Linked DNA regions of Homo sapiens: region 1 is linked to region 2. Evidence: read pairs that join two places in POLR2A ChIA-PET (ENCODE). Cell type or tissue: GM12878. All regions are shown on one strand. Links, peaks and the distances in the headings refer to the core of each region. The heading gives the core; the rest is flanking DNA.

Region 1 (14,239 bases), core at 9,165-11,664, 140 kb before region 2:
AGTTCTCACTCTCAGGAGACTGGATTAGTTCTTATGAGAGTGGATTGTTGTAAAACCAGGATGCCCCTCAGATATCCCCCTCTTCCCATGTGTCTACCTCCCCTTTGACCTTCTCTGCCACGTTGTGACATAGCATGAAAGACCTTGTCAGAAGCCAGGGCCATGCCCTTGAACTATTCAGCCAGCAAAACCATGAATGATATAACTCCTTTTCTTTATAGAGAACCCTATCTTGGGTATTCTTTTATAGCAACACAAAATGGACTAAGACAGAGACCATGGGACTCTGGACCACTAAGGAAACAGGAGAACTTCCTAATGAGCGTAAGTCCAGGCCCCCACACTCCAATCTCTCTGCCCCAGGCCCAACATAGATGTCCCTACAGAAGACCTGTTAAGTCTGAGGATGGGGGTTTATTTTCACACAAAAACATGTAAGCTTTGATTGGAGAGGAGGACTTATTTATTCAGAGGAATCAGAATTACTCCAGCTGACTAAGGTCTTATAAGCCTGGAGGTTTCTACCCGAAGGCAGGGGTGGTCCTAAACTGCCTGGAATGAAAGGCTCAAGTCTGTGATGTATTTTCAAGGATGCAGCTCTTGTGGCCAAAGGTTCTGTGTGCTGCCAACAATCCAGCTGAAGCCTTCTCTGACTGCCTTACAAGGGCTGCTGCATAGTAACCTGGCCCCGGCCTGCCCCTTCAGGATACAACATCCCACGAGACCCCACTAACCCAGCAATGACCCTTGCCACTCTAACCTTTCTCCAAGCTCTCTGCTTCTGACCACAAGAACTAAACACTCCCATACTGTGCTCCACGAAGGCTCCAAACACTGGGACCGAGTCATAGCTAATTGGTTTTTTACAAGCCTAAAATAATCCAGACAGTTAAATATTGATGTTCATTTCTGGGTAGCTATAAACACAAAAGGGGTGAAAGAGCATGTTTTATGGCTTCCTCTCATTCATTCTTTACATGATAATGGTCTTTAGTCAATAAGCCCAGCTTTATAAAGAGGGGATTCATTTGAATTAAAAGGGATGTTCCAATGTGCTTTATGTCATTGTGACACAATGGTCCATCCACTTGGTGACATCTACCCTGTTCACCTAGCACACTCCTACTACACAAGTAATCATCCTAATAATGACAGTATCCTTTGGTTCCAATAAAACACCGTTACTATTACAATACAGATCATAGAATCACAATTTGCTATTTATGCATAATTGGTCTATCTCTCAAAGACATAGATAGTTGGTCTACTTCTCATAGACATTTGTGTTAAAGGTAACTTATATTTATGTATGTTCTCATGTTATCACTTTAGATTCTAGACTTCTCGAGGGCAGTGTCTTCATTACACATTCACTTATATTACTAATCAGATATTGATAGAAACTAGTTTCTTTCATTTTTCTATTAGTTGATAAACACCTAACTGGGCAGCAAGAAAAAAGAAACAGCTAAACTTATTTTAACACCCCAGGAAATTTCATCTTCTTCATTAATTTTGGCAGTTTTTCTACCTAACACTCAGCTTATTTTGGAAGAAATGCTCAGTCTTTCAGATTTGTGAGTTTGCTCCATGTTCTTCCCCAAGACATCTCCTGTGTCCATTTGAAGAGGCGGGGCTTGGGTGGCTCTGTGTAGTAGTTGGGAGACAGGGTCCTCAGAACAGCAGAGTCCACCCTGGATTCTCATGAGGTCTACTGCAGAAGACCCATGAGCTGGGAAACTAATGACCACAGAAGGTTGCTTTCTTTCCAGAAGGTTCTGCTGGGACCTGGTCCTAGAGCCTGGGACTAGTGTAGGTCATGGCCAGTTTTCTTTTTCAGCTTGATCTAGAGCTGGTCACCTCCCTGGTGACTTAGTCCCATGTTCACCCTTGCTGGTGCAGGACTCCCAGGAGATCCAGGCCCAGCCACTCTGCCAGGCAGTCCTCAATTGCTGCCCCTAACACAGTGACTGCCCTCCTCCTAGAAGGTTCTTACCTAACTCTCCTTGAGCTTTCCAGACCCTCCTTGGATATTCTAGAGTTCATTCATGCTATGGAGAAGCAGAAAATGATGGAGGAGGTCCACTTTCTACCTCACCCTGGGCGACATGTGGGTTTACTTTCATATGGCCTTCCTGGTTGCTGAGAGCAGTCTGTGAGGACAGAGTCCTAGATGGAAAGGAGCACAGACGCCACTCTCTTCCCCTTTCTCCTCAACCTAACACATTTCGTTGACTCTAAGATGCCATTGGTGTTGAGATATACCATTGTTCTATGTACTACTCCTACTACTAATAATATAACATAATAATAACCTAATAATAATGCCCAGAAAGCTGTGACACATCCTGATGCATCCTGATTTCAGATATGGAAAAGCGTGAAAAGATATTTATTAAATCAGTTAAATGATTTATGTTTCTGATATACATGTCTACCCAAGGAACATTGGCCCCAAGAGAAAAGATGGTAGCCTAACCACTACTATCCTTCCTCTCCTCCCACAACCCTCAGACCAAGAGGAATAAGTCTGGGGTTTTTCATTTCCTATCATTATATCCTTCTGCTATCCCAGGGTAGCAAGCTTCACTGCCTAGCTTCTCCTCTCCATGGAAGAAATCATTATCTAGTCACCCATGCCTAGCTCTATTTCTTTTGAGATGGAGTTTTGTTTTTGTTGCCCAGGCTGGAGTGCAATGGTGTGACCTGGGCTCACTGTAACCTCCGCCTCCTGAATTCAAGCAATTCTTCTATCTCAGCCTCCGGAGTAGCTGGGATCACAGGCACTCACCCCAAAACCTGGCTAATTTTTTGTATTTTTAGTAGAGACGGGGTTTCACCGTGTTGGCCAGGCTGGTCTCGAACTCCTGACCTAAGGTGATCCACCCGCCTCAGCCTCCCAAAGTGCTGGGATTACAGGCATGAGCCACCACTCCCAGCCTCATGCCTAGCTCTTGATGTCACAATATGATTATTCTGGAAAGTTATTTCTGTTTTGACAAAGCCTGGCTTTCAACAATAGGTTGACTTGTGACATAATCCCCTTTTGAATATCAAAAATTGAATATTAGGTCTTTTTTTCATTTTGAACCATATCTATAACAATCCAAAAATTCTCTGAGGCATGTTTTTCAGATGTCTCTGGCAGAATAGGGAAAAGTTCAGTTTGAGAAAATACAAAACAAAGTCAAAGCACATTAAAATATTACAAAAAAAAGTTATTCTGTTTCATTTTTATCTTCTCACAAGACCTACTGTGAAACAATGGACAAATTTGACATACAGCAAATTCTAGCTGAAAAACAAAGGATGAAAATATTTATATGTGTTTTTCTAGTTCTTTTTTGTGAGTACCTTTGAAAATATAATTTGTATCATTGACTTTCTTGTAATTTCTCACACAAAAAAAAGCTAAATTAGGTCTTGTTTTCAAGGAACTCACCAGGAATGATGACTTAGTACTTGATATCTTTGCTATTTCCAAATGAATAATATCTGTCCCACCAAAAATAACCCTGAAGCCTTATATACTTTGTATTTCTTTGTGTTGCAATCTTTGGATGAGGAGTGAACATTTGTTTCTTTTTGGTATTCTAGTAGTAACATCTCGTAGGCAAAAAAAGGTACAAATAAAAATTGTTATTATTATCTTGGTATGAATGTAACTTTTTTAGTATTAATTTGGGGCAGGCCAAAAGAGAAATTTCAGAAGCAGGACTTGTAATATAGAGGTTTTGTGCTGTTACTGAAACTTTTTCTTCCTGGCATTCTTTAAAAAGAAACTTTCCTGAGATGCCTGGTGAGGTAACACGAGTGGCTTCTCTGGCCAGGATTTAGCTGCCTCCCAGGAATAACTATCTCCTAAGGGCCTGGCTCCTTGGTAGCATGTGCTAAGACACTGAAGACGAAATCTAACTACAATTCTAAAGTATTTGGCAGGTCAATAGTTGATAGCGCTAGAAGTATTCAAAAGAAATCATAATATGATTGTGTTGACTTATAAAAGAGGTAGCTGAAAGAAGTGAAAAAAGTCTCAATCACGTGGCATTTCTTCTTCACCAAAGCTTCATTATTTCTCATATTTTCAGTGTTTTAATCGTAGAACTATAATTTAAAATATAATTTTTGGGAAACTAATATCTCTTTATGCATTTTGAGGTGTGATCTTGCCCATATCTGGACAAGATATGGGCAAGATATGGCAAGATATGGACAAGATCTTGCTCATATCTGGGCAAAATGTGTGTGTGTGTGTGTGTGTATGTGTGTAGCATCAAATCTCTAGTAAGCCCAGCTTTAATATGGAAGTCATAAAGAGGAGAAATGAGTGAATGTTGCTGAAATTTACTTTATAGATGTTGCTTTTGGAAACCGCTGGTGAGCTAACGTACTATCAGTTTTGCAAACTGATCTTTAGAATCCTATAATAAATAAAAAGTTTTAGTTATAAGATTGTCATATGTATTGGAGGAATTACTAGAAGGGGGACATTTCTTTTTATGATGACTATTAATGGCTTTCTCTAGTTGCAAGTATGATCCAATATTTCCTCACCCGTTTTTTCTTCTATTTGTAATAGGCCCTGTGCCTTACTCCAAGAAGTGTTTCTCACCAGCGATTAATAGGATGCAACACACAAAAAGGGCTGGTGAATCTGTTTGTTACACTCTACTTACTAAGGCTATGGCTACAATACTCCAGTGCTGAAGTCAGTGAAAAGGCATCATCCAAACACAATCCAAGGAAAATGCAAGCTGATACAGCACAAAGATGCTTTGTTTAAGAATGGCAGAAATTTCCAGCAACTATCTGGGAGAAAAAAAATGCAGGATGGGAGGGAATGTAATCAAATAACAAAACAAACCCAAACTAAAAGAGAATCTTTATAAACCAGCACAAGGACACTTTGTTTTTAAGTGCACACAATGAATTTTAAAGATCTTTGTTCAGAAGGGAAATAAAGTATTATGAAGGACTGACACATTTGATGGATGGATGGTTTCTGAAAAACCACATTATCAATTACTTTTTCCTTGTTTGGCTCCAGTCCAGTAATTTTTATTTGAACAAGCCACATGCTAGCATGGTTTTGATTGCAGGAAGTAACTGGTTGTTGTTAAAGGATACTATTTCACTGATGAGCTTATCTCTTCCTCCCCCCTGCCCTTTCTGATGGGAATCCGATATGAAAGGCACAGCTTCAGTTGTTATAAACAGAGTCAGGGATTGTTTGATAGACCCACCCGTGTTTTGCTTTCAGCATTCTGTGGTACAATCCAGACAATGTATTCAGCAGGGCTTCAGAAAACAAAAGTTGAATTCGGCTTATTTCTGTTCTCAACTCTGACATGAAATTTTGATATCTCTGATGTTTGTCTCTCATAAATCTAAGTTTGTTAGCAAAAAAAAAGTTATGAATATTATATTCTTTTTTATATTAGACTATCTCAAGTGAAGCCTACTGAGAAAAAAGAATCTTTATGGAACAGTGAAGCTAAAATGTATCAAAGATCTTCTCAAACAATATAGTGCCTTGTACTAGCTTTGCTTGTTTTCTAATCTTATCAAAACAAGTATATCAGAACATTATTAGTGTAAATATAAGAAATACAGCTAATTAAGCTATATTATTAAGTACTCTCAGTTTTCCCTTGCCCTTAAAGAAAGATTTGGGGGCAGTCATCAGTGGACAGGAAATTATCTATGAAATCAATTGCTGACACACACAGGGCTGTGTGTGTGTGTGTGTGTGTGCGCGTGTGTGTGTGTGTCTGCTAGTCAAGATATCTTCCTTTATGATTGAATATTTTTTGCATGTTACCATGCCTGAAACTTAAACTATTTCTAAGTTCCCAGGGTATCATGGTAACTATAGGCTTTGGAAAGTTATTTAAGTATGTTTCCTAGTTCTATATTTTAAACACTAATTTTAGTGATTATTTCTCTGCTGAGAATTAAAAGTAAAAAGGTGGTCTTAAAGAATAGGCCATTTGATTATTCATCAGAACATGAAAACAATTCCAAATGAATTAGAATTTAACCTTGTTCAATGGAGGAAATATAAATTTAGCAACCATTTTGTTGACTTACTAATTCACATCAAAATTCTTCTAAAGATTTTGCAACATAGATGTATAAAATATATTATTAACCACAACTTATTCCCTGAAAACAAAATGAAGAAAGCAAAACACATTTCATATCAAAATTATGTATCTAAATATCATTTCTTTCTGATGTGAAGGCAGCTTGGAAAACAGCAAACAAAACAAACCCTTCCAGAGGAAAAAAAGTCCTGGGTTTGAATTTGCTGGTTGGCTGAACTTAGACAAGTTAGGGAACCTGAGGCTCCATGGATTCACCTTTAAAAAGAAGATGAGATGGAGATTATGGGATTGTATTCAATCATTTATATTAGGATGTGTGGCACACTCAATAAATGTTAGCTACCAATGGGGTTGATTACAGAACCTAGCTGTGGAATAAATATAAGTCCTTTCCAGGATATAAGAGAGCTTGGTGAGGCAAGATTCATATTAGAGACTTTCCAGTACTCTAAGTCTTTATATTTATAATATCAAAAACAAAATTATACATCCCTTTATATATTTAAATATTCAGTTGAATTACTAGTTAGTACTCTATTTGCCAATTCTTCCTCCCTAAGCTATGACTTTGTATATATTTGGTTTTAATAATTAGTAAAGTTCTAGTTGTGTATGCAGTAGCTTTACAGATAATAAAAATTTAATTAAACTTACTTTGATGCAACTTTGATTATACATTTTCCTAAGCATTGCATAAATAATTCAAAAATGTATGTGACTAACATCCCTCATTCATCAAAAATCTAAAGTTCTCTCAAATTTTCAAAAGCTAAGTGTTAAATGTGGTTGTGTTCAGGTATTTTAAACATCCTGCTCTAGAACTGATAGAAAATGTACAGTTAACCATACTTTTTGCCCAGTACAGTTATTATAGTTTTTTTTTTTTTTTTTCAGATAGAGTCTCCCTCTGTCACCCAGGCTGGAGTGCAGTGGTGCGATCTTGGCTCACTGCAAGCTCTGCCTCCCAGGTTCACGCCATTCTCCTGCCTCAGCCTCCTGAGTAGCTGGGACTACAGGCGTCCACCACCATGCCCGGCTAATTGTTTGTATTTTTAGGAAAGATGGGGTTTCACCATGTTAGCCAGGATGGTCTCCATCTCCTGATCTCATGATCTGCCTGCCTCGGCCTCCCAAAGTGCTGGGATTACAGGTGTAAGCCACCGCACCTGGCCATTATTATAGTTTTTATAGGTTAGAGGAGATCTCTGAATCTAATTTTTACAACATGATTCACATGTTTACTGTTTTCAGAGCAAGTTGTTAGAGAAGGATTGCTGGCCAGCAATGTAAATGTTATAAAAATGTTTCCAAATTTAATTTGCAATAAATATCTGACAATTCATTCACATTTTCAATGTCTTATGAAAATATATTTATATATGAAAATTGCGATCATAATAAATAATTTTCCGAATGATTAATCACATGTTAAAAATTTCAAAGAATATAAGTTCCTCTAAGGATTTAAAAATAAACTGTTTCCTTTCAAGAAAGCATAAGGACCAAATTTCTTAACCTTATAAAGGAAAAAGTTCTTTATTGCTTTTAAGTCCTTGATGAAAGTCATTCCTGGAGATTATAAGATTATTTTCAGAATGACTTTCCTTTTAAAAACTGTAATTTCTCTTTAATTTCTCACTGGAAAAATTATAAAAGGTGCCTCAGTCTGGATTACAAATTGGGAATGGCGAGTTATTTTTGCATTTCTCTCTTTCATATAGATGTTGCAAAAATTAGTCAGATTCAGAAATCTACCCTAAGCTATAAAAACACTACACAGTAGCAGCTGTACGGGGGAAAAGTATGCCAATCATGCTAATCATAGATTTTCTATGAGGTGAGAGTAGATGAGGGAAGGAGAATTGCTAGACTGAATGGTGACTGAGTGGCCTCTGCTACTGAGCATTTCAAAGGGGCAGATATAACCAAGGGATGGGGATGGTTGTTATTCCACTTTCAGTGTGTGCCCGTCTGACTCATTAACTCCCTCCATCCCCCAAAACTTCAGTAAAGGCATTCACACATGGCTTGGGTCACGGTACTTCAGAAGAGTACGGGATGTCCCAAAGGGTAGTCTGGTGTGGAAAATGGACAGATGAGCAGGGGGCATAGAAGGGAGATCAAGCTTTCATCAGAAACAAGAAATGACAGAGAAACAGAGGTACTCCCACAGCAATCCCTGGAGCTACTGAGAAGGATGTTGAACTTCTTATTGTACTTGGGTTGATGGTGAGTCATTCTTGTCTAAAGCTATAAAAACAAGGAATCCAGCAGAGGCTGGAGATGAGGGCATCCATTTCCTGACATATGGGTTATACTGATAACACCTTTCTATACATACACACTTAGATTGTAGAGTTGGTGTGTACCTGTATTGATACATACACACCAACTCTGAGCCAGGCCAGTCACTGTTCTCCGAGTTACAGTTTTCAAATTTTTAAGATGGTCACACCACCACCTGCTCTCCCCATCCAACAAGGTTTTGGAAGGAAGGAAAAGGCATGTGGAAGCACTTTGTAAAGCACAAAGCATAATAATCATTGTAAGGCATTAAAAGGCAGCTCTAGGCTGGGCGCCCTGGCTCTCACCTGTAATCCCAGCACTTTGGGAGGCTGAGGGAGGTGGATCACTTGAGGTCAGGAGTTCTAGACCAGCCTGGTCAACATAGCAAAACCCCGTCTCTATCAAAGATATAAAAGTTAGCCAGGCCTGGTGGTCACGCCTGTAATCCCAGCTACTCAGGTGGCTGAGACACGAAAATTGCTTGAACCTGGGAGGCAGAGGTTGCAGCTGAGATCCCACCATTGCATGCCAGCCTGGGTGACAAAGGGAGACTTTGTCTAAAAAAAAAAAAAAAAAAAAAAAGTCAGCTCTAGTAGAATAGAAAAAAAGTGGAATTTGAAAAGTCAAGTTTGATTCCCAACTTGTTTGCTTTACTACTTGTATAATCTTCAAGAGGCCATTGGTTTCTGTGAACCTAGTTTCCTAGTCTGTAAAATGGGGATTATAATACCCATTCTGCTTCTCTGCTGGTACCTTTACATAGTACCAGAGGTAATAATATGTAACAACACTATGTAAACACTCGGGGTTCATATAAAAATAAGGTATCAAATGGTCTTTCTTGCAGACATATTTAATAAAAACCTATAATAAAAGCATTCAAATTTTGTTCTATATAAAAGCAAGGAGCAGAAGCAGAGGGTGTCCCCATGAATGAAAATTTCTCAGAATATCATTGTCTTTTTGAAAAGTAGTAGTGCACTGGACTAGATATTACACTGTGAATGATGGCTCACTCACACTATTTTACAAGGATTGCTATTAAAGGAAGTCATGTGATTTACCAGAATTGTTCCGGGCTACATAATATTGAGGACAAGTCCTGAATTGAATTATAGCAGTAGGAGCCCACATAGTAGCATTAAGAATATAGTTCCTTACAGTTTAGATCATTTTATGAGACAACTAATCAATTTTCAACAAATGCGTCTGCAGCCACTTTCCCCCAAATAATCTTCATTGCAAGAGATAATTTTTTCAGAAGTATTAAAAAGGGGTAAGGAAAATATAATCAACCTCAGCAGATGATCCTAATTCAAAATCCATTCCATATGACCAACTCTGAGATGATAAAATACAACATTTTTTAGAGCAGCAAATGTTTGCATTTAGGGGAAAGGGGTTTAGAGATCATACTTACCTCCCTTAAGGATAAAACACAACATAGATGAGACCAGAAAGGTTAAAGGGGTTACCCAAAGTTAGCCAGATCATGGTAGACCGTGAATTGACCCCCAGTTCTAATGAAAATAATACTAGACTTTCCAGCCAAGCGTGGTGGCTCATGTCTGTAATACCAGAGCTTTGGGAGGCTGAGGTGGTTAGATGGCTTGAGCTCAGGAGTTAGAGACCAGCATGGGCAACATGGTGAAATCTCATCTCTACCAAAAATACAAAAAATTAGCCAGGTGTGGTGGCCTGCACCTGCAGTCCCAGCTATCTGGGAGGCTGAGATGGGAAAATCGCTTGAGCCAGGGAGGTGGAGGTTGCGGTGAGCTGAGATCACGCCACTGGACTCCAGCCTGAGCAAACAGAGTGAGACCCCATCTCAAAAAATAAATAAATAAAAATAATACTAGACTCTTATGAATTATTTTCTTGTACAAAGCAGTAAGATGTTTACTTACACTTTCCTACACCTACCCCATTCCCGCACCACTCATTTCAGAAAGGAAATGCGCAGATTTTCTCCTGTAATGTCTGCCCTATAGGCTGTTGTGATAGTTAGCAAGAGTGGGAGCCTGTGGAAAGGCACGGCAAGAGCAGCTGCATAGGTGTGAACCCTGCTGTTAGTTGAAAGTAAAAGGACTAGGGCTTCAGCACTGTGCATCTCTTTGGAACTTCCTTACTGAGCCTTCAGACACTCTGAGGTCGGAGGCTGAAGGGAGTGAGCCATGCTTCCTGCAGCCATGGTAATTCTCAGTTTCAGCCTTTGCACAGTGGCAGCTGCAACACAGTCATCTCCCTGATTCACCCTCTGCCCCCATTTTTGCAATAAAACATCTGCTTGAAAAGGAGTAAACCAGGCAGGTGAGTTGGATAGTGCTCAAATTACATACTTTAATTGAATACTCATTTGTGGAATTCAGGTTTATGCAAGGTATTAAATCAGGAGGTAGGAGACAAGAGTTCTGATCTCTGCTTCAGTACTTACAAGCCATATAACCTTGGGCAAGTGACTTATTTCTGAGCCTCAGTTGATTAATCTTTAAAGTGGGGATAATAATATCTTGTTTGCTTAAAGGCAGGGGAATGAAACAGAAGCAGCTGTTAAAGATCCCTTCTAGATTCTAGAAAATTAAAGACAATGTGAGCGTTCCTCAAGTAAGGGAGTCATTTTTAGTAGTGTATTTCTTAGATATGATCTCTGTTATAGAGTATAAATAAGTTCACAGCTCTTTTTAACTATTCAAGACAACTGTTCAGACTAGCAAGAAGTCAGGGTCTCCCTCAGCTCCATTGTTGACATAAGGTGTGCCTATAAAAGTGCTATGCAGCCTTATCTTCCTCACACACTCAGCTATTTATCCCGAAGCACCCCATTAATGCCAGGATGTCTAATCCAAAAGGAGATTTGTATCTTCAATAAAGAGTTATTTCCGAATGAGAAAGATCCATACTTCCTGCCTCTGTATTGCAGCTAGTGAATTTGGGTCACTGGTCCATTCTCCTGTTGACTTCAGCTGCGTTCTAGATAGCCCCTCCCACATACACCACTGTGTCTGCACCATAATCTCCGGGAGGGAAGAGAAAGCTTCAGTGCTCCTTCTTGCCTGCAGACTTAATTAGGGATAATCTCAAAGCATTCAAATAATGTAGCGTTTCAATAAGGACAGTTATTTTGTCCCAGAAGCCTCCTTAGTACCTATGCAAATTTGTCCACTGCACTCCCAAGCCAAGTTCCCTCCCCACAAAAAGGCAACGGGTACCTACATTCCTTTTATCCATCAAGATAAGAAGGGACATCCCAACACAAAGATAGCTTGGCAGTCTTCACCACTAAACATTGAGGCAGCTGGCAACAAACCTCTACCTAACCAGACAAGTTAAGAAATTTGTCACTCTCTTTAGCATTGATGTCCTGAATCTTTTTCAATAATGAGTTTTCTGTCCAGTTCTCTCTATCTTAACATAGATGGGAGGATGGTTTCTGAGCAAGTCAATTGCAGATCTAGAAATGGATGTGCATGTCCTTGATTCTCTATGATCATTGCTGTTCTAGCTATATATTCAATGCAGAGCTTGACATTCAAACTTGCATAGGCATCCTCTTTCCAAATTAAAATGGACCCATCACTCATTAGTGGGGGTGAGGTAGTGGCAGTACCAAAGGATGTGTGTGGGAAGGGCAGCATATGTGCTTCTGTACTCTTTATCAGCTGCCCCCAATTAAAAACAATTGATAATTCTTTAATATGACAAAGGGTACTTTCTTAATCTTAGGTCAAGTATGAACGTGGGCACCTTATACCAAGTTGATATTTGTAATGATCTTGTCACTCCCTGCTTACGAGCCTTTCTCCCTCCACAATGGCTATTATAATCAGAGTAGAAAATGAAAGCTTTTATTAGGCATAAGAAGTTCAATGTGACCAGAACCCAGTGATGTAGCCATGACCTAATCTTATATTACTCTGTGTCTAGCATGTACCAGTCTTTAAAAAATGCTCACATTCACCAACACTTCCTCAAATGAGGCTTTTGAATCCACCTGAAATTTGCTTCTCAGTGATTTTTGCTTTGGCTGACTCTTTCTAGGCATTCAGGCTTCTGCTTAAATGTCACCTCCTCCAAGAAGGCTTCTATGAACTCCCATCTGAACTAGTTCTACTACTCCTGTCACTCCTTCATATTATGCAACTGTTTGTCTATCTCCCCCCATCAGAATGTAAGCTCCAGCAAGAAAGACACTTTGCTTATGTTGTTTACTGTATCAATCGGGATCCGATCAAGAGAGAAAAACAGTAATTTCAACAAGGAAAGTTCAATATAAAAAATTATTACCTATAACAGGGAATTGGATCAAAGGGAGATTGGTAAGAGGTAAAGAGAGCTCTAAATAATACAGAAATAGAGATATAAGGAACAGCTACTTACTAACCCTAGGGCTGAGATACAGCATCTCAAAAAGAGCTCCTCCAAGACACAGACACACTCTTAGGGCTGGCTGAGATCCAGACTTTGCTGGAGAGGGCACAGTTGTAACTTTCTGAATAGCAGGAGAGCCCTGCTAGAATTCTGCCTTCTGGAACTTGCTAGAAATCCACATTCCAGAACTCGTTGGAAATCCATTCTCTGGGGTTCCAAGGAAAGCTGCTGAGGGAGGTGACTCATTAGAGGCACTTGCTCCAAAGCCACCTAAGGGGCTTCTGGAGGAAGCTGCTGGCTGCTGGGTGCTGCTGCTTGCTACCTGTGCTGTAGGAACCTGCCCAGTATGCAACCAGAGCCAGGAACCAGGAAACCAAACCCTTTCCTCCTGCAATGTCTCTCCAGCGCCTTCTATTGACCTAGCTTTTTTAACAGCTGGAAAATATTTAAAGGGCTCAGATTCAGTTTCACTAGGCAGGCAATGAGGATGAATTTGGAGCTAAGAGGCAACATATTAATAATAGCCACTTTTATTGTGAAATCCCCATATTCTGGCACATAGTAGGTTTAATAAATATTTGGTGAAGTAATAAATAAATGATTTACATCTAACCAAAGTGAAAAGCATGCTTGGCATATGTCACTTCAAGATTGGAGCTTTCAGGCCTAGCTTTTAACATGAAAGTTGCTGCCAAGTGCCTCCCACATGAAAACTCTGGAACACCCCACCTACCCCCCACTCTGTGGTAGGGATAAGACAGGCCTCCAGATAACATCATAGCTTGGCTCAACAGTTAGCGAGAAGTGCAATGAGAGAAGCACAGCAGAGAAAAGGAGAAAAAGTGGCCATGAGCCCCACTTACAGTCTGTGTTACGGCTAGGGCTGGGCCGCCAGTTGCTGCATTTGCATCTTTCTGAGACATTGAGGTGAGTTACATAGCTCTGCCACGTGGCCAAAATGTGAAACACATCCAAGGGCTATATTTTAATACAGAACTTAAAAAATAAAGAAACATCTTGACTTCTCTAGCCACTTTCCTGTTGACACAAACCATCGAGAGAGATTAGGGGAAAGATCCTTGCTATAAGTGATCTGATATTTCCTAACAGAGCAAAGTTTCCTCTTTGTCCACTGACCCTTTCAATAGTTCTTCGGGTTCTATTCTTAGAATTCTCGTTTCCTGTCCTGAGAGAAAACTGCACAGAATTTCAATAAATATGACCCAAATGATGTGGAAACTTCCTATAAGGATGCAATGAGGTATTCATTCATTAATGCCATCAACAAATATTTACTGAGCACCAACTACCAGACAGTGATGGCAGACATAATTTGGGGAGTTTGGAGTGCAACTGTGAACACAACCAGGTCCCTGTTCTCATGGAACTTGCTAACATTCTGGCTAAAATAGAGAACATGGAACTTCCTACAGAGGCACTGTGGGTGATTTCACAAACCATTGAAAAGCTCTAGTGGG
Region 2 (15,159 bases), core at 5,770-8,269:
TTTTCCCAAGGTCACATAGCAAGTGTTACAGCCTGGTCTTGAACCCAAGGCTGTCTGACTTTTATACCTGTAGCATAACCATTGTAGACACTGCCTCTCTTCTGTTATTCTTCTGACTGTTGGTTCCTCTGGTTTGATAATATTTTGATTACCTGCAAAAGAAATTTACCTTGATCCAGGTTTCTCTTACCAGTAGAGAAGCAGAGACAAAAACAATAGAACATTTTAAAGAATATATTGTTCATGAAATGTTACAGAAGGTGAAACATTTGTTAAGAATAGATTCATTACTTTATATGGAGATTATATTAAATCTTCTTTTAACAAGGGCAGGGCTTTAGAAAGTCCCAGTCATTTTTGAAGGTGAGTTTTGATTTATGTTAATTTGAAAAAAGCAAGTTCTGTGAGAGTTTTATACAGATTGTGCTTTTAATGACTTCCTTAATCAAGCAGGTTATAAAAAAGAAAAACCTCTTACTGTGATGAGCAGTAAACTGACACCAGTGACTGGCTCAGTCAGAGCTCTACTATATTCAAGTTTTTTACCACCAGCATGCTATAAATTTTAAGTTCATTTACATAAATTTACATGTGTTATGTGTTAGTATGTGAGACTTGTGCATTTTGACCAAGTAATTTTCATTTTAAAGGTTTTATATTTACTTTTTTCCAATTGAGGATTATTTCTTATATATATATACATATATATATATATATGTATATCCTGGTGGTTTCCCTGTAAATGAGATAATAATATGTTAAAATGTTTTATCAGTTATAAAGAGCTCAATGAATGGGAAAATAAACATTTTGTGTAATTCTGTACAATAAAATCCAAGCAGAACTAGCTGGGTTATGGTACAACAGTAGTTTGATGTACGTAGGTTTATTCAGGATATTACTTTCCAAACTTACTCAAAGTAGTTCCAAAAAAACAGAAATACAGTGCTTTGTGGTCTGGTGAACATGATCAACTCTTTGGATGATTCATGACTATAGAGTCACCAGTGTTCATTTTTATTTTTGACATGGGTCTTTTGCTTTTCTAAGGGGTTGCAGAGGAAAATATGATTGAGGACTTTGGTTATGGCATCAGTAAAGGATCTACAGGGGCCTTCTTCAGCTTTCTGTCTTCTGTGCCTCCACCCCTGTCCCCATCACCAAAAACAAACTCAACTTGAATCGTCCCTGACTCTGATTAATGTTTGAGAATTCCTATAGTGACTGAACTATAGTTAAGAGTAACTATAATTTATCGTCTAAACTTGGCCATTTTTGAGAGTGAAGGGAAGTCTGGACAACAGGTGTAGAAAGGGCAAACCAGGACTTGCAATTACCCTTGACATATTTTAGTGGTACCTTCTGACTCCTCATTATCCCATTTATCTGTTTGAAAACTGATTTACCCTTTTGTACCGTGTGGATACGATTTTTGAAGGCCATAGCTGATGAGCAAACAAGCCATAACGAATGAGTTTTAGGCTGCTTGATCATGGTTTCCATGCGACCTTTAGCATGTTCTTTCTGGTTGTTATCGTCTATGGGCAGGGAAGTCTAAGCACTGCACCTGTGTGAATGGAAAGCAAAATTGGCATGGTGTGCATTTGAAATCAAATTAGAAAGTCCATTGTGGAGATGGTATTTGCAGTCTTGCCTCTGTGCAGTATTGAACCAAAACCTTATCGTGATTGTTGAAAGGAGAAAAGTTTTGGTGAATAGTAGCATATTAAAACCCTATAATTATGGGGCATCAGAATATCTATGCTGGGGGAAGTCCTACACAAATGTCTAGAAAAGACCTAACATAAGGTTTAAAATAGAAGATCCACACTAGGTCACCATCCCAATCTCTAAAGTAAGTAGAATCAACTGGAGTCCAGTATACAGTGATAGGACTAAGTTGCACTGTTGAGGGGCTAGGCTATGTGCCTGGGACTGCGCGTTGTACTTTATGTGGATTATTTTTCTTGGTCTTCAAAGCAGCCCGTGGGGCTGAGAATGGTGTGTTGTTACCCCAGACTAAAGAGAGGCTGAGACTAAGCAACATCCCTTACGGCTATTAAGTGAAGACTCTAGACTCACACCAGGCAGTCTGACTCCAGAGAGATGCTCTTGCCTGCTATTAAAATCTGTGCTCCCTGTTATTAAAATTAGCTAATTATAACAACAGCATCTTCTTTTGGAGGGGGAAGTTACTTTATAGAAGTCTTTCTCATACATTGTCATCTTTGATCTTGAGGTGGCAGAGGAGTAAAGGTGGAGGGGTGGGGCCTTCCCTTTCAAGTTGCTGGAGGTGTCAGTTTTCCATCTGACTTGGTCAACAGCCCTAGTAAAGTCTGGGATGGTCTTTAATCTAGGAACTAGAATCTTCTCATAGTGAAATTAGAACCTGATTATAGCTTTTTAAAGCTTACCTTTTGCTACCAAAGCAATTGGGGTTTCCATGTAATAAGTCTTTTAATCCTTTAGTATTTTTTTCTTGGTTTCTCCTTGTTTTCCTGCTCTTTTTCTTAAACAGATCTACCCTGTTCTTTTTAAATATCCCAGCATAAGTGTTTACTTTTAAAATCCAGAGCTTTACTAAACATTCACATTCAGGGTATTTTGCTTTCTCTGGATCAGCCATTGCTTGTGACCGTGACTCTCCAATCATAACAGATTTGCTGAGATACACACACACATACACACACACACGCACACTCAAACTGTAGTGAGAAAGACTTGTGTTTAATCCTTCTAAATTTGTAGATTTATAGGGTCACAATGCAGCTTCAGTAAGTTTCTTATGTAGTAAACTTGAGAAATATCTAAATTGAGCTTTTAAAATAATAATAGAGAAATAAAAAATAATAAAATAAAAAGCTTTTCTAGTAAAAGCATGACTTTATCGGTATTTATTTAATTCCTCTTATTCACATGCCTAGCAAAGATCCAAGTGGCATTCCTGTGGCAGAATGGTGGACTTACAAGATTCATGATGAGAGTCTGTGCCAAGTCCAATTTGATTCCAGAGTAATTATGTTATTAGAACATTGCTGATTGCCCCAGTGCCCACTGTGCAGCTTAACCTTTAAATGCTAGTGATAATTAACTACTTTATCATTCTACCAAGAAACTCCAACATGTAACTCTGTTCTACAGTCAACTTCAAAAATACAACGCTGCCTGCAAAACCGGAAACAGCTAGCTTAAGAAAAATATAAAGTATTTGGTTGTACATATGAGCCAATAAATGAACATAAAATCTAAATCTAAATAGGCATTACCTTTTAGTATTTTTAAGAAATTGTTTTGTTTAGAAATTTTTCCTCTTAAACAATGTGGAAATAACTTTCAATAGAATATAGCAGAATCAGAGAATTGTTAATAAAAGATATATATACTCCATTTTTCTTCTTTTTGTAAAATATGAAATTAGCCAGATTTAGTGCATCTAAAGGTAAGTAAAGGAGCAAAGGTGAGGAAGGGGCTGAATTGCCATATTACCGATTCCAAGGGCACCACAACACAAATCTTACTCTAGTGAATGGTCTCCCATGGAATTGTTCATCCTAGTGATGCTCAGAAAAGGAATGTATCATAAGAGATTTGGAGTGAGATTGAGGCGTGCAGAGGGGATGTTCAGCCATTTGTGTTGAGAAATATTTCTGGGCAGTTCCCTTCTGCTCATGATGCTAGGTGCCCCACCCTCAGGGAACCCACAGCCTAAAGTGGGAAGTGGCCTTGTAAACACAGCAATAAATTTGTTGTGAGTGCTTTACTCATTGGAGGAACAAAATGTTAAGGGAACAAAGAGGAATGAATGATTAATTCTGCCTGACAGCATCTGAGGAAGCTTTGAAAGGTGACATTAGAGCTGATTCTTAAGGATAGTGGGGGATTTCAAAAGATAGATCTTGAGAAAATAGTCATTGCCATAAGCCAGGAAAAAAGGCTACAGGTGCAACGAAAATACACAGAGCCCAGGGGAACACTGGCTTATAGTGCTGATGTAGGATACAAGGCCAGGACTCTGGATTGGGGTGTGGAGTGAGGACTTTGGAAAACAGCCATACTCAGAAATTTGGAATTTTTTTCCCCCTGTGAACAGTAGGAAACTGTCCTTTTAAAAGAGGAGTTAAAACAGGCTGAACCTCTCTTTGGGAAGTATGAATTCCAGAAGTGAGGTGGATAGACTGGAGAGGGGAAAACTAGAAACGGGATTGAGGCATGAAGTATGGTAGATAGTAACCCACAGATGATGATTGCATGCATGGTTTCAGTGGTCATGAAAACCTACTGAGTGCATTGGGTTGTGTGAAAGCAAAGCAGAAGTGTTGACCCAAGTCTCATGGCTTGGGAGTGAGGTTTGGAACTCAGCAGAGATACACAAAAGTCAAGAAGTAGTCCACTTTAAAAAATCGTTTGGCTCGTAATGTTTTGTGTCAATCTTCAGCCTTACTGAATAATGCCTGCAGTCTTTTCTGCCACTAAGTTTAAGGCTGAACGTTTGATAGGTCTAGGGCTAGAGTATTCATATAAAACCTCAAGAGGGGCTGGCACAGCAGGGACGGATTTAGAGGTCCCCAGCCCGCCCAGTGGGCACCCACTCACTGGTCCCATCTCTCTCCCCCACCAAACTCCCACCTGCACATCTTTGGAGCTTGTAATAAAGAGTTGCCATCACCACAGGTATGAAGAAAGACCATCAATCTTCTTAACAATGTGCTTTGGAAGTTCAGAAATGCCACAAAAGAGATTGTGACATTAAGGCTCAGTGGAAATAAAATGGAACATAGACCCAAAAGTTCTGGGTAACACACTTTCTCTCATAGTTAATTAAAAGGGCCTCGTAAATGTTGTATGTTTTTATAAACATCAGTTATTACCAACAGACTAAGATAAAGCAAAAAAAAAAACCCGTTCAAAGAGTTAGTCTTATATGAAATAAATTTATAAATGAGGAAGAGCTTTCCTGACCAGTTTTCTGAATTGATTTGCATGCCAGACAGAGACGTTCCAGTGGTGATTGTTCTTCCTATAACTTTTTTTCCATAGAGATTTTCAGATATTCTTTCTACTACTCTCCAAGATCAGCCCTTTGTTACCCTGGGTTAGGGTCATTCACACTTGGGAGCCCTGCCCTGGTGCCCTGCCAAGGGACTGTGTTACTCAGGTTTTTGCCATTCACCACTCAGCAGCATAGCGCAGCCCTCAGTCCAGCTCCCGCTCTCCCACCTCACCTGCATTTAGATCTTTTCTTTGGTCTGTCTGAAGCTTAGTCACTAGGCAGTTGTTAAGATTGTTCCAGTTTTCATTGGCACTTTTTTCACTTCTTCATCCATGATTTTAAGCTCTCATATTATCTAAATGTGCCCAATAACCACCTGACCTTCATGGCAGATAGAGTCATTCTCTGCTTCAGGTCTTGTCACCCACGTCTCTTGTGTGTATAGGAGACTTCTCCAGTTGAGAGCTCCTTGAAAGCAGAGGTGAAGCATACAGGCTGAGCCTAAGTGTGGTCCCAAGAGGCATGGAGCATCTTTCTCCATTCCCTGGCCCCAGTGGCATTCCTAGGTTTCCAGACATTGAAAGGTGTGGGTTCATGAAAACTATAGGAGTGAGAAAGGAATAATACGCATTTCTGCAGGTGGTGTTTTTCCTGCCACTCTGTATCTTCCAGGCCCTAACATATGGCGCTGAGCAAAACTTCATAAATATGACCTATATGTCACATGACTGCCATCTTTGGTTGCTCAAATCCCCCAAAATTACTTTCCCCCCTTTTTTTTTCATTGACTTACTAATTACCTCTTAAAAGCTCTACTTTATAGTTTTTCTATAGAAGCTTGAAATGCTGGCTTCCCATTAGCCAGCAAACTTTAAAAACAAAACAAAACAAACAAACAAAAAAACCTGGCTTTTTCTCCTTCCCTTTTTTCTCATATATGCTTCCTTTCCCAACTTTCTTTCTTTTTTTTGAGACAGAGTTTCACTCTGTCGCCCAGGCTGGAATGCAGTGGCGCCATCTTGGCTCACTGCAGCATCTGCCTCCCGGGTTCAAGCAGTTCTCCTGCCTCAGCCTCCTGAGTAGCTGGGACTGCAGGCACGCCACCATGCCCAGCTAATTTGTTTTGTCTTTTTAGTGGAGATGGGGTTTCACCATGTTGGCCAGGATGGTCTCGACCTCCTGACCTTGTGATCTGCCCGCCTTGGCTTCCCAAAGTACTGGGATTACAGGTGTGAATCACCATGCCCAGCCCCTTTCCCAAGTTTCTAAAGGCACTTCAACAGTACAATATATCCGTAAAACCAAACCCATTCTGTTTTGAGTTTACACTAATTCCTGCCACCCTTTTTATTTCCTCTCCTCCCTCTGTCCCATCTCTCTGCCTCTTCTCGTTTTTTCTTTCTTTCCCATTATCTTTCCCCCTTGTCTTTTGCTACTTGTCTTTCCCTTTATATCCCTGTTTTCTTCCTTTCGTCTCCTCCGCTTTCTCCTATCTCCTCTTAACAGCTTTGCAAGTATATGCTAAAGAATAAAAAGAAAAGAAAGTCTCAAGTGACTTAAAAATCACTCGGCTAAATAGATGATAATTTCTCAACCATGCTTCCTCTCCTTCTAATTCCAGAGCTCTTCAGTATCCCCATCAGCCAGTTTCCGAGGTGCTGAGAAGCACAGAAACTCCGCAGACTACTCCTCAGAGAGCAAAAAGCAGAAAACTGAAGAAAAGGAAATTGCAGCTCGTTATGTAAGTTCATTCACCTTTGTGTTAGGGGAGGCCAGCTTGCCTTTTTATCTGCAGCCATTTTACCCTTTGACTATTACCAGCCAACACAGGAACACAGGATAACATCCTTTAGGAGACAAAAAACATTTATTGTATTTATAGCTCTGTAGCCATTGGCTAGCTGAAGTCCTGTGTGTGTACAGATGCATGTGAGGATAGAATGCTTCATTGGGCAGCTAACAGAAGACCTGGATGATCCATATTATTGTTTCTATAGGTGTATTTGCTTCCCCATTCATTTCAGAGTGGTTGGATTTTCTGTGGTTAGCTGGAATTGTTAAGCAGAAAAATATAAAATCATAAAAAATGTGTTTAAATGCCTAGATGGATTCATGTGCTGAAGGATATACCAAATGTTGTGGAATAAAACATGGAGAGACATCCAAGATCATCCCTAGCCTGGAATGAAGCTCATTTTCCTTTAGTGGCTGGGCAGGTCACAGGAGTGAGATGGGGGAGCAAGCTGGATGGAGCAGTGTGGAGGCAGGCGGCCCCTGCTCTGCTTCCCTGCTGGTGTCCTACAGGGCCGCAGGCCTCATGAAAAGCTGGAAATCTGGATTTTTACCTCCCAATATGCAGTTTTTTAAAATACCAACAAACCAGACCACACCTATCTGTAGGCCGGATTTAGCCTGGGCCTGTCAGTTTGCAGCCTCTACTCTAGAGTAATAAGCCAACCATCAGCTTCAAGTTTGTAACTGAAAAATGTAATCAGGTCACCCTCTTGGTGCAGTGGGTAGTGCATCAGTCTCATAATCTGAAAAATATATTACCCACCTCCATAGCATCATCATGAGGATTAAAGAAAATAGGACATTGTCAAGTATTTAACACTGTTTGGTACAGCTCATCTTTATAAGATATGAGGAATTAGTCTGGACTTACTTAGGGTAAATGTGGTATGTTTTGTGAGGGGAGAAGATAATGCTTCTCACTTGTCAATGCAGGACAGCGATGGTGAGAAAAGTGATGACAACTTGGTGGTTGACGTTTCCAATGAGGTATGTTTGTGGCTACTTTAATTTTTTGCACTTGCCCAGCCATATCAAAGACTAGTTGCCCAAACAATTAGTATCCAAAATATCTTGAGGTTTGTCGTTTTGTTATTGTTGTTGTTTTTTGAGGCAGGGTCTTGTTCTCTTGCCCTGGCTAGAGTACAGTATTGTGACCACAGTTCACTGCAGCCTTGAACTCCTACGCTAAAGTGATTCTCCCTGTTCAGCCTCCCGAGTAGCTGGAACTACAGGCACGTGCCACCACGCTTGGCTCATATTTAAATTTTTTGTGGAGATGGGGTCTCATTATGTTACCTAGGCTGGGCTCAAACTCCTGGGCTAGGATTACAGGTGTGAGCCACTGCACCTGGCCCAAAACATATTCTTGATTTCTAAAGGGACCCACTTTTTATTTACATAAAAATTATGTACTACTGATTTTATATGTTATTGATCTTTTTTTTTTTCATTGTTCTTATTCTATTAAGAATAAGGTGTCATTCTCTACTGCAGTGAAGGCACACCAGATCTCTGTGGTCAGCCTGCAGGTCTCATTGACGTGCAATTTGCAGATGGGTGGGGTTTTGATTTTTCTTTGGGTTTTAAATAAGTACTATAAATACTATAATTTTGGGGCCCTCAATACTGAATATTTTCGTTAGTAGTTTCAGTGAGTATTGTTATCTGTTCTAGCACATTTGTGCTTCTAAGCATGCATTAAATGCTTTTGGCTAGAAATGTCCACACCCAACAACCCCAGCATTATAAATGTGCTGTGCTTGCATTACTGTCCACGATGTTCCTTTGTAGGATCCATCTTCCCCTCGAGGGAGCCCAGCACATTCCCCCAGAGAGAATGGCCTAGACAAGACACGCCTGCTCAAGAAAGATGCCCCGATTAGTCCAGCCTCTATTGCATCTTCCAGCAGTACTCCCTCCTCCAAATCCAAAGAACTTAGCCTTGTAAGCAGCTCCTTACCATCTCTCTGAGTGTGGCCTCTGCCAATTTGATGTTTGAATTTGATGTTTTTATCTTTATATTTCTCACATTTTTAACAGGACTTTTATTTCCAAATGTATATATGTTCGGTATTTAAGTTTAATTGGCAAAAGTATGTAGAGCAGAATAAGTTTACTAACTTGTTGGTGATGAGTGTTTATTTTATGATTCTTTTTGCAAGGATAGAAGAGGGATATGGGGAAATTGAGTGAAACACGTCTTAGCGAAGATGAACAATGCACATTGGGGTTACAGAGATGGTTTTGTCGCCTGTGGTTTATGGTAAATTTAGTTTGGGGCTTGAATGTGATTTTGTTGCTAGCTTTGTTTGAATTACCAAGCTACATATGACGGCAATAATTTTCCCTTCCTATCTAAAAAGTAATCTCTCATTTACAAAAGTCTATCTTGACTTACATCACAAATCACAAATGCAAAAATGAACTGCTCACCCATCAGGATAATCTCCCTGCACCCTATTCTTCTGTGGCTGTGTAGTTAATTGCAACTTTGTGTGGTGTGTCTTTTTTCCTCACCAGTTATTTCCTTGTAACATAACATTTAAAAAAAGAATAAAAAGACAAATTCAGTTTTCTAATAACCTCTGGAATTCACAGCTAAAGGAAAGGAAATTCCTCACTTGGTCTGCAAATTAGGGGGGATAAGTGCGACGGGCTAGATTGTTGGTGTTGTTTTTTTAAATTTTATTTTCTCTTGGCCTTCTGGCCTTCTTTTAATGGCACCTGCTCTCTGCTTAGTCTCTATGACAATTCAAGCTTGGATGTGTTTTCTAATGTGACCTGTTCACCAGGAAGCCTCTTGTGACATGAACAATCTGCCAGGAGCCCACAGTTACCCCAGTCTTTACCAAAGTCACCAGCAAGTGGCCACAGTTAGGACATCCTGGTTTGTGAGCCTCATCTGACTCAGACCAATTTCCTAGAAATGAGCTGCTCTCCTCTAAATTCAGCTTCAGTTTATGTCTTCCCAAATATTAGGTCTGCTGTCTCAAGGAACTCTTTTGTTTCTTTGTTAACTTTTCTATTAAAGAAAATCAAGGCCCAAGCTGAAGAACCTCTTCCATTTCTTTTCCTCCTTTCCTTTTCTTTACCTTTTTACTGTTTAACGTCATTGTTAAAACCATGTTCTAATTGCTGGTATATGTCATTTCATCTTGTTAGAATGAAAAATCTACTACTCCCGTCTCAAAGTCCAATACCCCTACTCCACGAACTGATGCGCCCACCCCAGGCAGTAACTCTACTCCCGGATTGAGGCCTGTACCTGGAAAACCACCAGGAGTTGACCCTTTGGGTTAGTAAGAAAAAAGTTTTTTCTATATTTTTATGCTCGTTTTTAAGAATTTAAAGCAATTTAAGGAGTACAGTACATTAAAAGTGCTAATGACCAGCATTGAATGGCTGTTAGACAAAGTTACTTAACCTGAACCGAGCACCTGGGACCAACCTTGTCTGGCACATGGTAAGTGTTCAATAGAACAAAGTGAATGAGTGAATTCTGAAGGCTTGAATGACTTTTGAGAATATTAAAATAAGCTCATTTGAACCATAGATTCTATTTTGTGACATGTTTACAAATGTCTTCACTGTTGTTTCCTGTGTTCTTCATTTTTCTTCCATCCATTTTGGTTTGCAGCCTCAAGCCTAAGGACCCCAATGGCAGTACCTTGTCCATATCCAACTCCATTTGGGATTGTGCCCCATGCTGGAATGAACGGAGAGCTGACCAGCCCCGGAGCGGCCTACGCTGGGCTCCACAACATCTCCCCTCAGATGAGCGCAGCTGCTGCCGCCGCCGCTGCTGCTGCTGCCTATGGGAGATCACCAGTGGTGCGTTTGTGAGCTTCACAAATAATATTTTAGCACACGGAGGATTGTCATGCTTGATTGATTGCGACAGGGTCTCGCTCTGTCACCCAGCCTGGAGTGCAGTGGCATGATCTTGGCTCACTGCAGCCTCTGCCTCCTGGGCTTAAGCGATCCTCCCACCTCAGCCTCTCAAGTAGCTCGAAAAAACAGCATGCGCCACCATGCCCAGCTAATTTTTAAAATTTTCTGTAGAGGCAGGGTTTCACCATGTTGCCCAGTCTGGTCTCGAACTCCTGGCCTCATATGATCTGCCTGCCACAGCCTCCCAAATTGCTAGGATTACAAGCATGAGTCACCATGCCTGGCCTATCTATTTTTTAATGTAATTTATATAATCTAAGGTATTTAGAGATCTGTGGGTATTTATAAGTTAAGCTACATGTGATTATAATCTTGAGGTCCATTTTCTTTTGTAAGGTGAAGAAGTTTCTTTTTTATTTTATATGTCTTTTTAAAAGAATACTAATTTTAAATTTTCCAAAATGATACTAATTTTGGAAACTTCAAACCTACAGAATTAGATCACATAGTATAATGAATGTAATGACTCTTTGGTTCTACCATGAGCTTCAATAATCATTAGTATAATTTTTTAATCTGTGTTCCACCCCCAAGTATGTTACCATTAAATCCTAAACATTGGTTATCATTTCACCAATAAATACTTCTGTATATATCTCTAAAACCTTATTTTTAAAGGATCTATTCTCCCAGGTTTTAGAATAGATTTTGAGAAGGATAAAACAAGTCAAATGTAACTGTGCTTATTTCTGTTGTTTGCTTGGGAAAAATTCTAGGTGGGATTTGATCCACACCATCACATGCGTGTGCCAGCAATACCTCCAAACCTGACAGGCATTCCAGGAGGAAAACCGTGAGTACCTTTTTGCCTCTGTGCTCATTGTGTGTCAAACTCAGGTCCCTTGCTGGCCCCGTAGACTTAGAATACCACTAGACAGTGTTGGGGGAGTTCCCATGACTTGTATTTTTTTACCTTGCAAGGTATTTTTCATTTTCTCTTAGCACAAGAAGAGAAGTAATGAAGTGGGGTTTTGCATTGTAAAATTTTGAGCTTTAATATGTAAATGCAAATTGCAGAGGCATCTCCAGTAGTCAGGTCTTCTCTACATCTGTTGCAGATTTCAAGGCAATTCTTTGTTCCAAAAGTCTGATTATTATGTGCAAACCTGAATGTTCAAAATTTGAATATGTTGGGAAAAGACATGCCAAACCTCAAAGGCTGAAAGGAAATAAGGGCACTCTTATGCTTAGTTCTGTTTTCAGAAAAGGTGACTTGCTTAGTTGGCTTCTTATACCGTGCTCTGGGCATCTGGAGCCTCTGTATTCACAGATTCCTTGAGTTAGGAAAGACAAAACACAACACACCAGTTGTTCTAGCCTTCTCTGAACGGATCTCATTCCAAATACTTTATTTTAATCTAATGCACCTTTTTATTACTACCTAATCACAGTTGTCTCTGCTAATTGGCTTCATCTTCCCAGAAACAAAGATTTTACTATAAAGTAGCACTGGCTGTTTCTTTAAAATCCCAGCTGGCTGCTTTCTCTCGCTTCTCCTTTGGGAAGCCTCCCCCGCAGATCCTCCTTGCCTTGTTAGTCACCTGTGTGTGTGCATTTTTCTCATCACTCTTTCTGTGGGCATCCCCTCTGTCACTACACATGCCGTGTATGTGCTGCCTCCCCAGTCTCCAGGGCTATCCAGACCTGACCCTCAGTAGCAGCTCAAGGCGCCTTCTCCCAGAGGCTTCCCTGGTAGCTTGCCTGCCTTGAGGTATTTTGTCCTTACTGTCCTTCTTCCTGCAAAACTTTCTGTGGCTTAGTGTCTCATTTAGTTATCTAAGATGTCATTATGTCAGAGCGTTCTGCCCTGACAACCCTATTATCCCTCTTTCCCTTCCTCCCTATTCTTTCCTCTTCTACTACCTTTTTAATGCTTTTTTATAGCCATTATCTGCCTCTCCCTCTTGACTATAAGTTCCATGAAAACAGAACAGAACTTTCTGCTATTCAGTTATAGAAGCAGTCTCACTGCCTAGAATGGTACCTGGTTCATAGTGGTGCTCACGGTATGGATTTATTCAGGGAATGGATATGTGCTGATTTCTTTCTTCTCGGACCTCCCATTGCTTGTTTATTCACTCCCACACACTCGGGCACTTAGTTTTCACCCTGGTGTTAATTGCGTGCCCTCTTCTCCCCACATCCCTTCAGTGTTGCCTAACCTAGACCCTTTCTTTACTTTCCATCTGAGGAATCCAAATCTCAGTTCTTCCTTTTGTAGCATATTAATACTTCTCTACAGACTCTATCCTAACCTTCCTTTGTTGTATCAAGCACAGTGCTGGCTCCACAGCCAAGTTGCTTGGTAAATATTTGGCTGATTAATAGGGGAGAAAAGACAAATTAGAGTTCCTCAAGAGTTGAAGGTATAAATATCAATTACCATAAAATTCTGTGTACCTGTGTGTGTTTTGCAAATAGTTGTTGACTAACAAGTCTTATTGACCAAGAAACTTTGATGTATTTGAAGGTGAAAGTTGGGTCTATTTCAAGCAATGCTAAATAACAAGGTTATACAATTAATCAAATAATGACTCAGATACCTACAAGTTCCATATGAACTTGTGGGGAAAGTGGAAGGGTTCCTTTAGGGAAGAAGTACTATCCCTTTTTTTTGGTTACTTCTTAGGTAACCAACAGTTGTACCCAGAGCTACAGCATAACCACTAGAGCAAATGAGATGATGCTTCTTGCCTCAGCTGCTGCTTCGAGGGGCAAGGGGTGTAAGTGTCTTTAAGGAAACACCTTGGCTAAGGGATTTGGACCAGTTAAACCACTGTGGAATCACAGCTGCTCTGACTCAGATGGTGCTTCTGAGTCTTGGGCTGACTTCCCTTCATCAGTTTTAACTTTCGATGTTATAAAATGTTTAAATGTTTAAGATCCTTTAGGGTGGGTTAATGGATTGGAGGATTGTTGAGAATTTTTGTTTATGAGAGTGACAGAGTCACATCTACTGCAGTTGGCAAATGACACTTTACCAGGAAAATGACACTACTAAAAAGCATGTGGTGCAGTCAACAGAGTATGGTTTTGGGAGTGTGACAGATCCAAGTTTGAATTTAGACTCTGCCAGTTGAACCACTGAGAAGAGTGGCTTTATGCACAATTTCTTTGTGAGCTTCAATCAGCTCATTCATGAATCAGGGATGGCCCCTCCTCAACAAGAAGGATGTGAAGATAGGAAGTAAGATAATATGTTGTGTGTTCATTCAGTGCCACATTTGTTACATGGTGGCTGTTTAGTCAACCCCAGCATTATTTCCCTTTCAGCTTTGTCCCAGCATATTATTCATTTTTCAGCTACTTATGTAGTAGGAGGTACATTGTGTTTTAGGGGCAGAAGTGACCCAAGAAGATGGGTCATTGGTGTGTCTTTATGTAACAGAGCATGAAGACGTATAAAGTTACATTCACTTATATGCATACAGAGATAATATACTTTTATTATAGATTTTTACAGCAGAAATGAATATAACAGTTATGTGGCTCTCCAGATCATAAGATACTGAATTGTGCAATGTTGTCTTGTGCATATTTTTCAAGACAAAACTTTTTTAAGTGTGCTAGAAAATAAAATAAAAAATCACCTAAAGTCTTCCTCCACCATACATACCCACAATGTAACTACCTTTCTCCAGAAAGACTTATAAAAGTTATGTGTCTCTGTTCTAATTATTTCACACAATGAATTGCTAGATATGATCAGAAATTATAATTAAATGCATGTTCCAAATTAATAAAATGGTGTTTATTGTATAATTCACATTGAATCCTCTTGTCTGCTCAGGTGAATTAGCAGAGGTTCTACTTCATATGTAGTTGGAATAACAGCATAGTTTAATTTCAACATAAGCCAAAAATGGCCCTTCTCCTTCACCTGCTACTCAAATGAGACTTCTATGGCTAGTGTATAACTATTTGATTAACATCACGGTACTAATTGTATGAGATGTGACATGTGAACACAGCAAAAATAAAAGATCTCACGTTAGTGGATTATAGGCTGCTCACAATTCAGAAATCTGACTCTTTTGCATTGATTTATTTTTATAAAGCAAGATTTTCAAATGAGAATAATGCCTGATACATAGTAAAAACCTTCAACGAGTATTTGTTGGCTAACTCACTGGTCTGTATGCTACTTAGAACAGAATTTTCTATCGTATTTCAATGTAAAATACAATAACCAGACCTCTCATTGTGACCTCAAGGTCGAAGCCCATCTTGTGACACATTGGAAATGTGGAGAAGGTACTGTGCGCGTGAGAGATGAGCACAGCATAACAGAACTGGGCCTCAGAGAGGAGAATGAGGGGAAGGTGGGAAAGCCAGTGACCTTCTTTAAATATGCTGGGTCTTTGTCAAGATGATAATCCATATATAACAAGTTTGACACACATGTTTTTAAAAAAGCAAATTGC

Evidence for each region. Peaks named below come from ENCODE experiments on the same cell type or tissue, not always from the same donor. Only the 100,000 strongest peaks of a DNase experiment are listed, where the experiment ranks them.
Region 1: POLR2A ChIA-PET joins it to region 2 with 5 read pairs; 13 of 35 experiments call an interaction of 5 or more read pairs at or near these places.

What each region holds. Positions count from the first base shown.
Region 1 is chr9:79,554,858-79,569,096 of GRCh38, forward strand. It overlaps LNCARSR (lncRNA regulator of Akt signaling associated with HCC and RCC), which reads right to left and starts at 13,095. Exons shown (of 3, transcript NR_184113.1): 1 at 12,775-13,095. In GM12878, for the core only: no CTCF peak of the experiment used is centred there; a DNase peak (open chromatin) is centred at 10,594.
Region 2 is chr9:79,698,172-79,713,330 of GRCh38, forward strand. TLE4 (TLE family member 4, transcriptional corepressor) reads left to right here. Exons shown (of 20, transcript NM_007005.6): 9 at 6,612-6,731; 10 at 7,718-7,771; 11 at 8,576-8,728; 12 at 9,947-10,079; 13 at 10,422-10,615; 14 at 11,452-11,528. Among named protein-coding and RNA genes, the nearest start is that of LINC01507, 120 kb to the right of the region's middle. In GM12878, for the core only: no CTCF peak of the experiment used is centred there; no DNase peak of the experiment used is centred there.